Linked DNA regions of Homo sapiens: region 2 is linked to region 1. The links are chromatin contacts, found by Hi-C or POLR2A ChIA-PET in ENCODE. All regions are on one chromosome and are shown on one strand. The core of a region is the stretch at or near the end of the contact, and the rest is flanking DNA. Distances in the headings are between cores, read along the strand shown. Region 1 holds the start of SGSH (N-sulfoglucosamine sulfohydrolase). Region 2 overlaps TBC1D16 (TBC1 domain family member 16).

What was found. A loop is a pair of places that touch in the nucleus more often than their neighbours do. ChIA-PET counts read pairs that join two places held with the same protein, here RNA polymerase II (POLR2A). Pooled maps may share reads with other maps.
Region 2: a map of prostate gland shows a loop between it and region 1 (2.7-fold over the local background). The contact joins the enhancer-like site here to the promoter of SGSH in region 1. A Hi-C loop is called at or near these places in 1 of 168 maps with a recorded cell type or tissue (prostate gland) and 10 of 50 pooled maps. POLR2A ChIA-PET finds 5 or more read pairs at or near these places in 3 of 52 experiments (H1, WTC11 and activated CD4-positive, alpha-beta T cell).

Annotation. Positions count from the first base shown.
Region 1 is chr17:80,219,001-80,225,872 of GRCh38, forward strand. It overlaps SGSH (N-sulfoglucosamine sulfohydrolase), which reads right to left and starts at 1,333. Exons shown (of 8, transcript NM_000199.5): 1 at 1,226-1,333. The coding sequence starts at 1,313. SLC26A11 (solute carrier family 26 member 11) reads left to right here and starts at 1,427. Exons shown (of 18, transcript NM_001166347.2): 1 at 1,427-1,496; 2 at 1,916-2,115; 3 at 2,548-2,794; 4 at 3,655-3,847; 5 at 4,252-4,337; 6 at 6,837-6,872. The coding sequence starts at 2,561. RefSeq lists enhancers at 375-494, 3,152-3,989, 3,990-4,827 and silencers at 1,295-1,564, 1,585-1,654.
Region 2 is chr17:79,994,656-80,000,847 of GRCh38, forward strand. All of the region lies in intron 3 of TBC1D16 (TBC1 domain family member 16), which reads right to left. Among named protein-coding and RNA genes, the nearest start is that of TBC1D16, 38 kb to the right of the region's middle. Within about 2 kb of position 3,061, at least 11 of the 41 ENCODE cell types and tissues checked have a DNase peak (open chromatin) inside an H3K27ac peak, as active enhancers do.

The DNA.
Region 1 (6,872 bases), core at 83-2,582:
AATACAAAAATTAGCCAGGCATGGTGATGTGCACTTGAGGTCCCAGCTACTTGGGAGGCTGAGGCAGGAGGATCGCTTGAGCCTGGGAGATTGAGGCTGCAGTGAGCTGTGATTGTGCTACTGTGCTCCAGCCTGGGTGACAGAGTGAGACCCTGTCTCACAAAAAAAAAAAAAAAAAAAAAAAAAGGAAAGAAAGGAAAAAGAAAGGAAAAGGAAGTGAGACCACCCCCATCCGCTTGTCATGTGAGGAAACAGTGAGAGGGTGACCACCTGTAAGCCGAAAGTGGACCCTCACTGGAACCCAACCAAGCTGGCACCCTGACCTTGGATTTTCAGCCCACAGAACTGTGAGAAATACATTTCTGTTTAAGCCGATCCATGGCAGTCCGTGCTAAGAAAGGCCCTAGCCCAGGGGCCGCATAGCCTGGACTCTGACAGCCTCCTGTAGGAATTCTGATCCGCAGGTGAGGGTCCATGCAGATTCTCTGCTGTGTTTCTGGGAGGCGAGGAGTTGGCAGGAGAGCTGTTTATGTTACAGTGAGCCGAACCCCCGCCCAGAGACCACAAAATTAATCAGAAAGAGGGCAACTGGCAGGGCGCCAGACCTCAGAAGGGGAAAGAATCGCAGGCCTTGGGTTTGGCCTTGTCACTTGTCATGAGCCAGAGCCTTGATTACCTAAACCGGAAGTCTTGTGAGCAGCACGGTGCTTGCTCTGGAGGAACCTGGGGTTTCTGAGAGGGACTGGGGTTGGGGGAGACGGTGGTGGGTGGGTGGTGGAGGGCTGTGCCCTTGGGATAAGGGAAAAGACAGCTGAGACACAGGCTCTGGGGTCGGAAATGAGAGCCAGGAGGGCACCCTGTCTGCAGTCTCTGGGGACCGGAGCACCAGCCCCTCCTCTGGGATCCCCTCCCAAGAGGGATTTGAGATCCGTGGACCCCTGAGCCCTGGCTGGGCAGGGTCAGAGGAGGGTGGGACAGGCGGCACGAGGTAAGTGTAGGGGTGCTGGATGCTGGGGCTCACTCCTCCAGCCTTTGCTGCCCTCTCTGGGGAGACACCCGTGAAGAGTCTGGGGGCGGCACAGAGAGGAGGACGAGAGGGAATGGCAGCGGGGGATACAAGGGCAGGGCACACTAGGGTCAGCATTGACCACGGGTGGGGAGGAGGCCAGTGGCCACTTCCCCGGGCCACCGCAGGTGGGCGTGGGGGGGCGGCGCCGGCACTCACCGAGGAGCAGCAGTGCGTTCCGGGGACGCGCCCGGCAGAGCCCCAGGACTAGCAGCAGCGCGCAGCAGGCGGGCACGGGGCAGCTCATGGCGGCGGCGGCTCGGACTCGGGATCGGGATCCGGCTCCGGCTCTCTGGTCTCCCGCTCGGCCCCGCCCCCTGCCCCGACCCCGGTCACGTGCGCGCCAGACCCCGCCCCGGCCTGTCCCCGGCGATTCCTGCGGACCCAGCTGCGGCGACGCCAGGAGACCCCAAGCTGCATCGCCGAGTGGGTGAGTCCGTGGCCCGCGAGGGCGGCGAGCGGGGACCAGGGGCAGGGGGAGCGGACAGTGGCCGGGGTCGCCGGGGGCAGCCGACGCGGGGGCCAGCGCGGAGTCCTGAAGTGCGGGGGCCTCCCGTGGGGACCACTCCCCCGCCGCGTCCCTACCCGGGTCCCCGCGGCCCTCGGCCTTGCTCGGGGCCAAGGGACCGCGGACGGTCAGGTGGCGCAGGGTCTCCTCCGGAGACCCCAGGATCCGGAGCCAGCGGCCTTGTGGGCGGGGCCGGGGGCCGGGGAGTGGATTTTGCCCGGAGCGGAGCGGCCGGGGGCGTGGGGGGCTGGGGGTGAGGGTGGCGGCTCTGCGCGCGGGCGCCGGGGCCCTGGAAGATGCTGCGCACCTGAATTAACCGGGCGCCTCTGATGTCCTCCCAGAAGCAACTAGAACTCCAGGGCTGTGAAAGCCACAGGTGGGGGCTGAGCGAGGCGTGGCCTCAGGAGCGGAGGACCCCCCCACTCTCCCTCGAGCGCCGCAGTCCACCGTAGCGGGTGGAGCCCGCCTTGGTGCGCAGTTGGAAAACCTCGGAGCCCCGCTGGATCTCCTGGCTGCCACCCGCACCCCCCGCCAGCCTACGGTGCGCCCGCGGGCCCAGCTTCTCTCTGCGCTGCTCCCCGTTAAATTCCCTGGGGAGACGGAAAAAAAGGCAAAGGAAGTCGGTTCTCCAGGGGCCAGAAGTGTTGAGCCTAATTAGTCTTCAGACTTCTCAATGAGGAATCGCTTATCAGTTTCTTATCTGGGAGAGTTGAGGATGGAGGGACAGAAGGCACCCAGGATTTGCACGGGGGGGATTCAGGGAGAGAGGGTGATGAGGGACGGGGTGGGCCTTCCAGTCTTGGCCCAGTCCCCATCTTGCACACATTGTTGGCTTCCTCTTAGAGCCGTTCGCCCCCCTGGGGAGGGGAGACCCATAGTGACCTCTCCTGACACCCGCCGACCCTGACCAGTGTTGCCGGGTTCTTCAAAGGCCACGCTCTGACTGCTGGTCTGTGTCACCTGCACCCCCCAGCCCCACCGTAGAGATGCCTTCTTCGGTGACGGCGCTGGGTCAGGCCAGGTCCTCTGGCCCCGGGATGGCCCCGAGCGCCTGCTGCTGCTCCCCTGCGGCCCTGCAGAGGAGGCTGCCCATCCTGGCGTGGCTGCCCAGCTACTCCCTGCAGTGGCTGAAGATGGATTTCGTCGCCGGCCTCTCAGTTGGCCTCACTGCCATTCCCCAGGCGCTGGCCTATGCTGAAGTGGCTGGACTCCCGCCCCAGGTGAGGCGTCTGACCCTGCTGCCAGCCATATCTCAGAAACAGTGCAGAATACACAGTATCAATCCCAGACACCATCAGCGATTCCAGGTTTCCAGCCCCTGGGCCCCAAGGAACCTTTGGTTTACAGTGTGTGACGCAGATTGTCTCTGGGCCGACCCAGGCTCCTATGCCTGTTTGGCACACACAGACACTGAGCTGGTTATGGAGGGGCCAGCGAGATGACTCATGGAGGCCTCAGGAGTTCAAGACCAGCCCGACCAAAATGGTGAAACCCCGTCTCCACTAAAAATACAAAAATTAGGCTGGGTGCGGTGGCTCAAGCCTGTAATCCCAGCACTTTGGGAGGCCGAGGCAGGCGGATCGCAAGGTCAGGAGATGGAGACCATCCTGGCTAACAGGGTGAAACCCCGTCTCTACTAAAAATACAAAAAATTAGCCAGGTGTGGTGGCGGGTGCCTGTAGTCCCAGCTACCTGGGAGGCTGAGGCAGGAGAATGGCGTGAACCCGGGAGGCGGAGCTTGCAGTGAGCCGAGACTGTGCCACTGCCCTCCAGCCTGGGCGACAGAGCGAGACTCCATCTCAAAAAAAAAAAAAAAGAATGCTTCCTCAGACTTGGACACAGCACACGGGCCTGCACCGACCCCTCTGCCTGGCTGTCTGCACCCTGAGGCCCCAGTTGAGTGCTGCTAAAAAAGTGGCCTCCTGATCACTGCAGGTCCACCCACAGGGCAGGGCGGTGCACCTTTAACCTGGGCCTGGACACAGCTGACACCCACACATCCCGAGCTTGGACACGCACACTAGGGAGCTGGTGGATGGGCCTCGGCCTCCTGAGTGCTCACCACCCTCTCTCCCCACAGTATGGCCTCTACTCTGCCTTCATGGGCTGCTTCGTGTATTTCTTCCTGGGCACCTCCCGGGATGTGACTCTGGGCCCCACCGCCATTATGTCCCTCCTGGTCTCCTTCTACACCTTCCATGAGCCCGCCTACGCTGTGCTGCTGGCCTTCCTGTCCGGCTGCATCCAGCTGGCCATGGGGGTCCTGCGTTTGGGTGAGGCTCTACCTTCTTGCCAAGGGGATGCCCTCGACCTCAGCATTTGCTTGTTTGCATTTCAAGTCTATCCCCGTGTGCGTGTGTGTGCGTGTTGGGGTGTGGGTATGTATGTGTGTGTGTGTAGGTGGGTGGGTGGTGGAGGGGGTGGGGCACTTGGCTCTTAGTCTACTCTTTTCTGCTTAGAGGCCAGGACACTTGGAGAAGTGCCTGTGGCCTCAGACCCCAGTCTCCCTTTTCTGCTCTCCAAAAACAGCCAAACAGGGTGTGTTACCCCCAGTCCTTAGCTGCGGTATCTGCTCCCCAATCCCACCCATTGCCACCTTCCCCAGCTCACATCTCCCCTCATCCTCTGGGACTGGGTGGAGCCGGGACCAGCTCGATGTCCCCTCTTGGCTGGCCAGGGTTCCTGCTGGACTTCATTTCCTACCCCGTCATTAAAGGCTTCACCTCTGCTGCTGCCGTCACCATCGGCTTTGGACAGATCAAGGTAGGCACGGCGCCCACCCAGGGCACTGCTCTTTGGCCACTGCTCGTTGGCACAGGGATGGCGGGAGCAGGACTGAGGCCAGTCCTGATCCCTGTGGCCAGTGGACGTCTTGCTGTTTCAGATTGTCTTCCATGGGTCAAGAAGCACGCGGTGCTCTCATGGGTCCCCTGTTAATAAAATGACCCTCCTGGGAGGGATGTCACGTGATGGTTGGATTTCACAGCGGGTAACTTGGGGGCCGGTAATTCCATCCCCCTGCTCTTGCCCGAGTTTCCGTGCCAGTGTGCTTGGCTGGCTCTGTGACGTGGCTCTGTTCTCCCTGCACTGGGCACACCCAGCAGGCCCCACCAGTCATGAGCATGCTGCTAGAATTTCTATAGGCAAATTATTTCCCCATGCCAATTTAGTTAGATGGTTTTGTTTTGTGCTTTTTTTTCTGGTTTCTGTTTAATATTTTTTAAATGCCATGCCTTTTATATTTTCTTTTAAAACATTTATAATAAGTACTAAAATCAGTCATCAGCTGAGGGTGTAATTTATTCTGTTTTTGCTGGGTTGTAAGTTCCTCGAGGGTAGGAACTGTCCTTCTCCCAGCCATGGCCGCCCAGCATTGGGCTGGTGCAGTAGGGGGGTGCTCAGTGGGGTGTGTGTGGAGTGAAGTGAGCCCAATTCCACAGATGGGACCATGCGGCCCTCATGGCAGACTAGGGTCACATGCTGCCTCCTGACCCTGTGTCACTGCAGGTCATCTTCCCCAAGCCAGGCCCTGTTCCAGGCTGGCCTGAGACAGTCTTCCCTGATGGAGGTACCATGAGAAGACCAAGGACAGGAGAGTGTGTGTGAGAGTGTGTATGAGTGTGTGTGAGTGTGTGAATGAGTGAGTGTGTGAGAGTGTGAGTGGGTTTGAGGGAGTGTGTGAGTGTGTGCGTGTGTGAGTGAGTGCGTGTGTGAGTGAGTGTGCGTGTGTGTGTGAGAGAGTGTGAGTGTGTATGAGTGAGAGTGTGAGAGTGGGTGTGGGTGTGAGGGAGTGTGAGTGCGCGCGCGCGTGTGTGAGTGTATGAGTGTGAGAGTGAGTGTGAGTGAGTGAGAGTGGGTGTGGGTGTGAGAGTGTGAGTGTGAGAGTGTGAGTGTGTGAGTGTGAGAATAAAGTAGACACTTTTTGCACTCTTGCTACGTGCGAGGCACTGGGCAGGACACTCTCCATGTGTAATTCTCAACACACCCCGGGAGGTAGATTTATCATTATTTCCATTTGAGAGAGGAGGGACCAACTTAGGTGTGGGTGAGCGTGATTTGTACGTTATCTACACGCATCTCTCAGGGTTAGCTTGGCAAATGCTGTTTCAGGGCATGGTTGGTTCTTTAATCTGGAAACATCATTTTTGGTGTCAAGAATGTTCTTTTGTAGGATCCCAGTGAGAGTGGAGAGCGGAGAGTGGAGAGTGGAAGGCATCCCTTGTTCATGCCTTCATACTTGGCAACCCTAGCCCCGCCCAGGGACTCTGCAGCCATCTGGGGGGAGGGGCGTCCTCCTGACAGGCCCAGGACAGAAGACCCTACCCCAACAGTCCCAGAGTCCGCCCCCCAGGATGTCCTAACCCCACCCACCCTGTGCGCAGCAGTTTTAGGGCAGGGTCCTTGAGCCTGTGGCCATGGGATCCAGGGCCTCAACTTTCCCCTCTGACTCCTGTTGGGTCTCAGGCGATGTAAAGAACTAAAGTGCAAGCTGTGCCTGCACTGTGGATCCCAGCTACGTGGGAGGCCGAGGTGGGAGGATCACTGGAGCCCAGGAGTTCGAATCCAGCCTGGGCCACAGAGCAAGCAAGACCCCCACCCCCCAACCCCCCGCCGCTCTCTAAAGAAAAAAAAACTAAACTAAAACACAGGATAGAGTGCCTTCTCCTGCCCAGGACCTCAGAGCTGGTATCGTGGTGGGAGGCTCCTACTTTGCCGAGGATTCCCCAAGCTGGTTTCTTGAAGCCCCTCAGAGCCCTCCACATCTGCACACTACGAAGAGATTTTTCCTCCCGCAGCAGCGGAGCTGGGGGGTGGCGGGGCACCTAGTGAGGGAGACATTCTCAAGCCAATGGCAGCAAGGGTCTACACTGCAGGGGGCCTGGCTGCTGAGTGGCCTGGAGCCAATGGGGGTGGGGCCAGGCAGCCCATGGCCCCTGGCCATCAAGCTGTAGAACCTGTCTGCCTGCTGTGGGGTCACCTACATTGTTTTTTATGAGAAAAGTAATTTAGAGAAAAACATATCACTGACCCAGTAATTGTGAAGTACTGTCTCCCACGAGGGTAGCTTTGATCTCCTGCCCTAGGGGGCGTTGGGAGTGGGCAGGTGGACCCCTGAGCCCCTAAGATGGGCCCCGGGAATAAGGGTTGGGAGCAGGGCCGGGGGACACTGTCTCAGCCCTAGGGGAGGTGGGCGGGGAGCTGGGGACAGATGGCCTTGGTTTGGGAGCATAGCCTCTGATCAGCATCTCTGTGTTTGGACAGAACCTGCTGGGACTACAGAACATCCCCAGGCCGTTC
Region 2 (6,192 bases), core at 1,811-4,310, 220 kb before region 1:
TCAGGTGATCCACCAGCCTCGGCATCCCAAAGTGCTGGGATTACAGGCGTGAGCCATTGCGCCCGGCCGAGAATGTTTTTTCAAAAAAGCAGGTCGCCAATCTGTGTAGACTCGTGCTGGCCAAGGCAGTGACCCCAAGCCACATGTGGCATCACACTTGAGACGTGGTCTAGGTGTAAAGTACACGCGAAATTCCCAGGACTTGGTAAACAGAGAGAATGTAAAACACTTCCCATCGGCGGCCGTGTATACTGATCCCACATTGGAATGATACTATTTTGAACAAGCTGGGTAATTTACAAAAATTTTCACCTTTTTGTTTGTTTTCTTTTTGTTTTTTGACTTGTAAAAATGTAGCTATGGCCGGGCACCGTGGCTCATAGCCTGTAATCCCAGCACATTGGGAGGCCAAGGCAGGCGGATCACCTGAGGTCAGGAGTTCAAGACCAGCCTGGCCAACATGGTGAAACCCCATCTCTACTAAAAATACAAAAATTAGCTGAGTGTGGTGAGGCACTCCTGTAATTCCAGCTACTCCGGAGGCTGAGGTAGGAGAATTGCTTGAACCCAGGAGGCGGAGGTTGCAGTGAGCTGAGATCGCACCACGGCACTCCAGTTTGGGTGACAAACTGAGACTCCGTTTCAAAAAAAAAAAATTGTACCTATAAGACCCACACAAATATGCCCAACTGATATTGGACAAAAGAGCAAAGCGTCTCAATGAAGGAAGAGCAGCCTCTTCAACAAACGACGCGGGAGTCATTGCACATCCATAGGCAATAAATAAATAAATAAACCTCGACCCCGTAAAACTTTTAGGAAAATAACAGGAGAAAACCTTCAGGATCGGCCGGGCGCGGTGGCTCACGCCTGTAATCCCAGCACTTTGGGAGGCTGAGGTGGGCAGATCACGAGGTCAGGAGATCAAGATCATCCTGGCTAACACAGTGAAACCCCGTCTCTACTAAAAATACAAAAAATTAGCCGGGCGTGGTGGTGGGCGCCTGTAGTCCCAGCTACTCGGGAGGCTGAGGCAGGAGAATGGCGTGAATCTGGGAGGCGGAGTTTGCAGTGAGCCGAGATCGCGCCCCTGCACTCCAACCTGGGCGACAGAGCGAAACTCTGTCTCAAAAACAAAAAAAAAGAAAAAAACTTTCAGGATCTAGGACTAGGTCAGGAGTTCTTGAGCTTGACATGAAAAGTATGATTCATAAAAGGCACAACTCATAACCTGGACTTCATCAACATTAAAGTCTTTTGCTTTGTGCAAGATCCTGTTAAGAGGATGAAAAAAAGAACTACAGACTGGGAGAAATATTTGCAATCCTCATATCTAGCAAAGGACTAGTTTCTAGAGTGTATAATCAACTCTCAAAACTCAGTAGTCAACAAACAAAAAATGGATTAGACGATGTCTCTTTGTCTCTTTGGGTATCTGTCTTCATTGCAGTGAATCGTTTGTATACATTGTTTTATTACAGTCACAAAAGAAATCATGTATTAACAGGAATAAAAAAGCAGGTTGTTACCTGTCACTAGAACAATATTATCGCTTCTGGTTGCCACAATAAATCATATTATGACTTTTTCCAAAATCCTCCAACCAAAGGTTGTCCCCATAAGCCTTTCGATATATATTATTAAGATATAAGAAGATGCTTAAGAGACAAAGAGATCTTCCGCCAAAGAATCAGATACCTGGATGGCAAATAAACACACAAAACGATATTCGACATCACGAGCCATTAGGGAAATGCTGATTAAAACCACAATGAGATGTCACTACACACCCATCAGGATGCTTAAAAAAAATAATAGTGACAACCTCAAATACTGATGAGGATGTGGAGAAACAAGGCACTCGTAAATTTCTGGTGGGAGTGTAAAACGGCCCAGCCACTCTATGCAACAGTTTAGCAATTGCTTTAAAAACTAAGCACATAGGCCGGGAACGGTGGCTCACGCTTGCAATCCCAGCACTTTGGGAGGCCGAGGCGGGAGGATTGCTTGAGCCCAGGAGTTCGAGACCAGCCTGAGCAACATGGCAAAAACCCTGTCTCTATTTTTACTAGATAAAAAACGTATTTTAAAAAACTAATCACACAATCAATCCACATATGACTCGGCAAGTGCATTTGTGGGAATTTATCCTAGAGAAACGAAAACTTAGGTTCCAACAAAACCCCACACATGAATGTTCCTAGTAGCTTTATTCACAGTCGCCCCTGAATGGGAAGCCATGGTTCATGTCCATCAGTCCGTGAGCGCGTGGACCGTGGGGTGCTGCTACTCAGCAGTAGAAAGGAACAAGTTCTTGACACACAGGACAGCTTGGATAGAGCTTCACAGGATGATGCTGAACCAAAAAAAGTCCATCTCAAAGCTGACATCATGCAGGGTTCCAGTTACGTAAAATTCTTACAGAGGAGTGGTTGCCCTGTGCCAGGGCAGCGTGGAGGAACCCTGCGGTGGGGGAGTGGTTCTGCGTCTAGCTAGTGGTAGTAGTTGCCGGAAGCTACATGTATCCCAGTGGCACAGGATTCTAAACACACAAGCACAGATGGGTGCCTGTAATACCCGTGAGACCTGTGGACTGTACCAACCTCAATTTCCTGGTTTGGAGAGTGTACTATGCTTCTATGCAGGATGTCACCATGGGGGGAAGTGGGTGAAGGGTGTATAGGGCCTCCCGGTACTTTTTTTTTTTTTGCAACTTCCTGTAGTTACTTCGAAATAAAAACTTTTAAACGTGGCTAATGGAAAATTTTAAATCACAGAGGTGGCTCACGTTACATTTCTATTGGGCACTGTTAGCCTAAACCGGGGGATCCACAAACCATGGCCCGAGGGCCAAATTGAGGCTGCCCTCTGCCTCTGTACAGCCCATGAACGAAGACTTTTTTAAATGAATAGACTTTCTTTTTTAGAGCGATTTTAGGTTCACAGAAAAACTGAGCAGAGTACAGCGAGTTTCCCCTCAATGTACACACTTTCCCATACCATTAATGTCTTGCATTTGCGTGGTACATTTGCTGTAACTGATGAGCCAATATTGATACATTATCAGTAATAACTGACGTTCAGGGCTTCTACTAGGTTCACTCTTGGTGTTGTACAGTCTATGGGGTTTCAGAGACACAGTGGCAGGCGTCCATCATTGCAGCCTCACACAGAATAGTGTCACTGCAGCCGGGCGCGGTGGCTCACGCCTGTAATCCCAGCACTGTGGGAGGCCAAGGAGGGTGCATCACCTGAGGTCAGGAGTTCAAGATCAGCCTGGCCAACGTGGTGAAACCCCGTCTCTACTGAAAATACAAAAATTAGCTGGGTGTGGTGGCGGGAGCCTGGAATCCCAGCTACTCAAGAGGCTGAGGCAGGAAAATCGCTTGAACCCAGGAGGTGGAGGTTGCAGTGAGCTAAGATTGTGCCATTGCACTTCAGCTTGGGCACAAAGAGCAAAACTCTGTCTCAAAAAAAAAAAAAAAAAAAAAAGACAAGAAAAGAAAAGGAAAAAGAATAGTGTCGCTGCCTTTGGAATCCAGTATCTGCCCATTTATCTTTTTCTCCTCTTGAGCCCCCAGCAGGTGTTGATCTGTTTACTGTCTTCACAATTTTGCCTTTTCCAGAATGTCCTAGAGCTGGAATCATGCAGCTTGCAGCCTTTTCAGACTGGTGTTTTTTGTTTTTTTTGAGATAGGGTCTCACTCTGTGACCCAGGTTGGAGGGCAGTGGTGCAATCTAAGCTCACTGCAACCTCCGCATTCTGGGCTCAAGCAATCCTCCTGCCTCAGCCCCCCAAGTAGCTGGGACTACATGTGTGAGCCACCATGCCCGGCTAATTTTTGTATTATTATTATAATTTTTTTTTTTTTTTTTTGTAGAGACAAGGTTTCACCATGTTGCCCAGGCTGGTCTCCTGAGCTCAAGTGATCACCCACCTCGGCCTCCCAAAGCGCTGGGATTACAGGTGTGAGCCACCGCACCCGGCCCAGATTGGCTTCTTCCACGTAGCAATGTACATTTCAGCATCCTCCACATCTGCTCAAGGCTTGACAGCTCATTTCCTTTTATCCATAAACAATATTCCCTTGCAGGGAAGCGCCACCGTTCGCACATCCACCCACCACCACAGGGTATCCTGACTGCTTCCACCGCGCCCGTATGAATGAAGTGGTTACAAACACCTGCGTGCAGGTTTCATGTGAAGGATGGTTTTGAACATTTTTAAATGTTGAAAAAAATCCAGAGGAGAATATTTCACAACACATGAAAATTATATGAAATTCCACTTTCAGTATCCTTAATAAAACGTGAATGGGGCTGGGCGCGGTGGCTCACGCCTGTAACCCCAGCACTCTGGGAGGCCGAGGCGGGGGGATTACCTGAGGTCAGGAATTTGAGACCAGCCCGGCCAACACGGCGAAACCCCATCTCTAGTAAAAATACAAAAATTAGCCGTGTGTGGTGGTGGGCACCTGTAGTCCCAGCTACTCGGGAGGCTGAGGCAGGAGAATTGCTTTAACTCAGGAGGTGGAGGTTGCAGTGAGCCAAGATCACACCACTGCACTCCAGCCTGGGCGAGAGAGTGAGACACTGTCTCAAAAAAAAAAAAAATTAATGGAACACAGCCATGCCAATTAACATACATTGTGTGGTGGCTTCCATGCTACAAGGGCAGAATTGAAAAGCTGCAGCCAAAACCATCTGGCCCCCAAAGCAGAAAATACTTGCTGTCTGGCCCACCTGCCAACCCCTGGAATAGACAATTACAATTCCCAACTTTGAAAGTCCAGGAAGAAAACCAACCAAAATGATAACGGCAACACCAGAGGGATCAAAGATCACAAATATTTCCCTTCTGCCTTTCCCCCAAATTTCTTTTTTTTTTTTTTTTTTTTTTTTTTTGAGATGGAGTCTCACTCTGTTGCCCAGGCTGGAGTGCAGTGGCGTGATCTCGGCTCACTGCAACCTCCGCTTCCTGGGTTCAAGTGATTCTCCTGCCTCAGCCTCCCGAGTAGCTGGAATTACAGGCATCCACCACCACGCCTGGCTAATTTTAGTACTTTTTAGTAGAGACGGGGTTTCACTATGTTGGCCAGGCTGGTCTCGAACTCCTGACCTCAGGTGATCCGCCCGCCTTGGGCTCTCAAAGTGCTGGGATTACAGACCTGAGCCACCAGGCCTGGCCACCCTCGAATTTCTAAAATGAACACAATCTCTTTTGTCTCTTTGGAAGCCCATTTCTATAGTGTCTTTGCCGGGGCCCCAGCAACCTGTCTGGGACTCCTGACCAGACTCACTCGCTCAGCTCTAGGGGTCGACGAGGCTGGGCCATGAGGAGCAACTGACATGACAGAAACAAGGAGTTTCTCAGGGCCCTGATTGTGTTTGGTTTTTTGCTTTTTGTTTTTAACCAGAGTCACTGCTCAGCCATCACTTGTGCTGAAGGCTTGAGCTCTGCGTCACCCTTTCCTAAAACGGGGTGATGACCACACTGATGTCGGGAGCTGTTTCTGGGATTCAGGTTGGCACCCATAGAGCATATGCCGCGGTGAACAGTGCTCCCCCAAGATTCATGTCCACACAGAAGCTCCCAATGTGACCTTATTCAGAAATAGGGTCTCAGCAGATGTCACCAAGCTAAGATGAGGTCACCCTAGATTTGAGTAGGCCCTATCTAATGACTGGCATCCGTATGAGAAGAAGAGAGGGCACACAAAGGGACACACCCTGTCCATGTGGCAACAGAGGCAGGGGTCGGAATGATGTGGCCACAAGCCAAGGAATGCCTGCAGCCACTCAAACCGGAAGAGACCAGGAAGGACCCTCCCCTAGACCTTCCAGAGGGAGCGTGGCTCTGCAGACACCTTGATTTTGGACCTCTGGCTCCAGGACTGTGAGAGAATACATTTCTCTTGTTTCAAGCACCCGGTTTGTGGTCCTTTGTCACAGCAGCCCCAGGACACTGATACGAGCACGTCCAACGGGGCTGGCAACTCAGTCAGGTACACAGTGATGATGACTGTCTATCTGCCCTGTACTGAGCCCTCTGTGCAGAGCTTTACACGCACGGCCTTCCTGAACCCCCACAATGCCCCCACTTCACAGAGGAGTAAACTGAGGTACAGAGTGGTTCAACACCGTCCAAGGCCACCCCCTGCGGGTCTTGAGTGGAGCTTGGATTCACAGCTG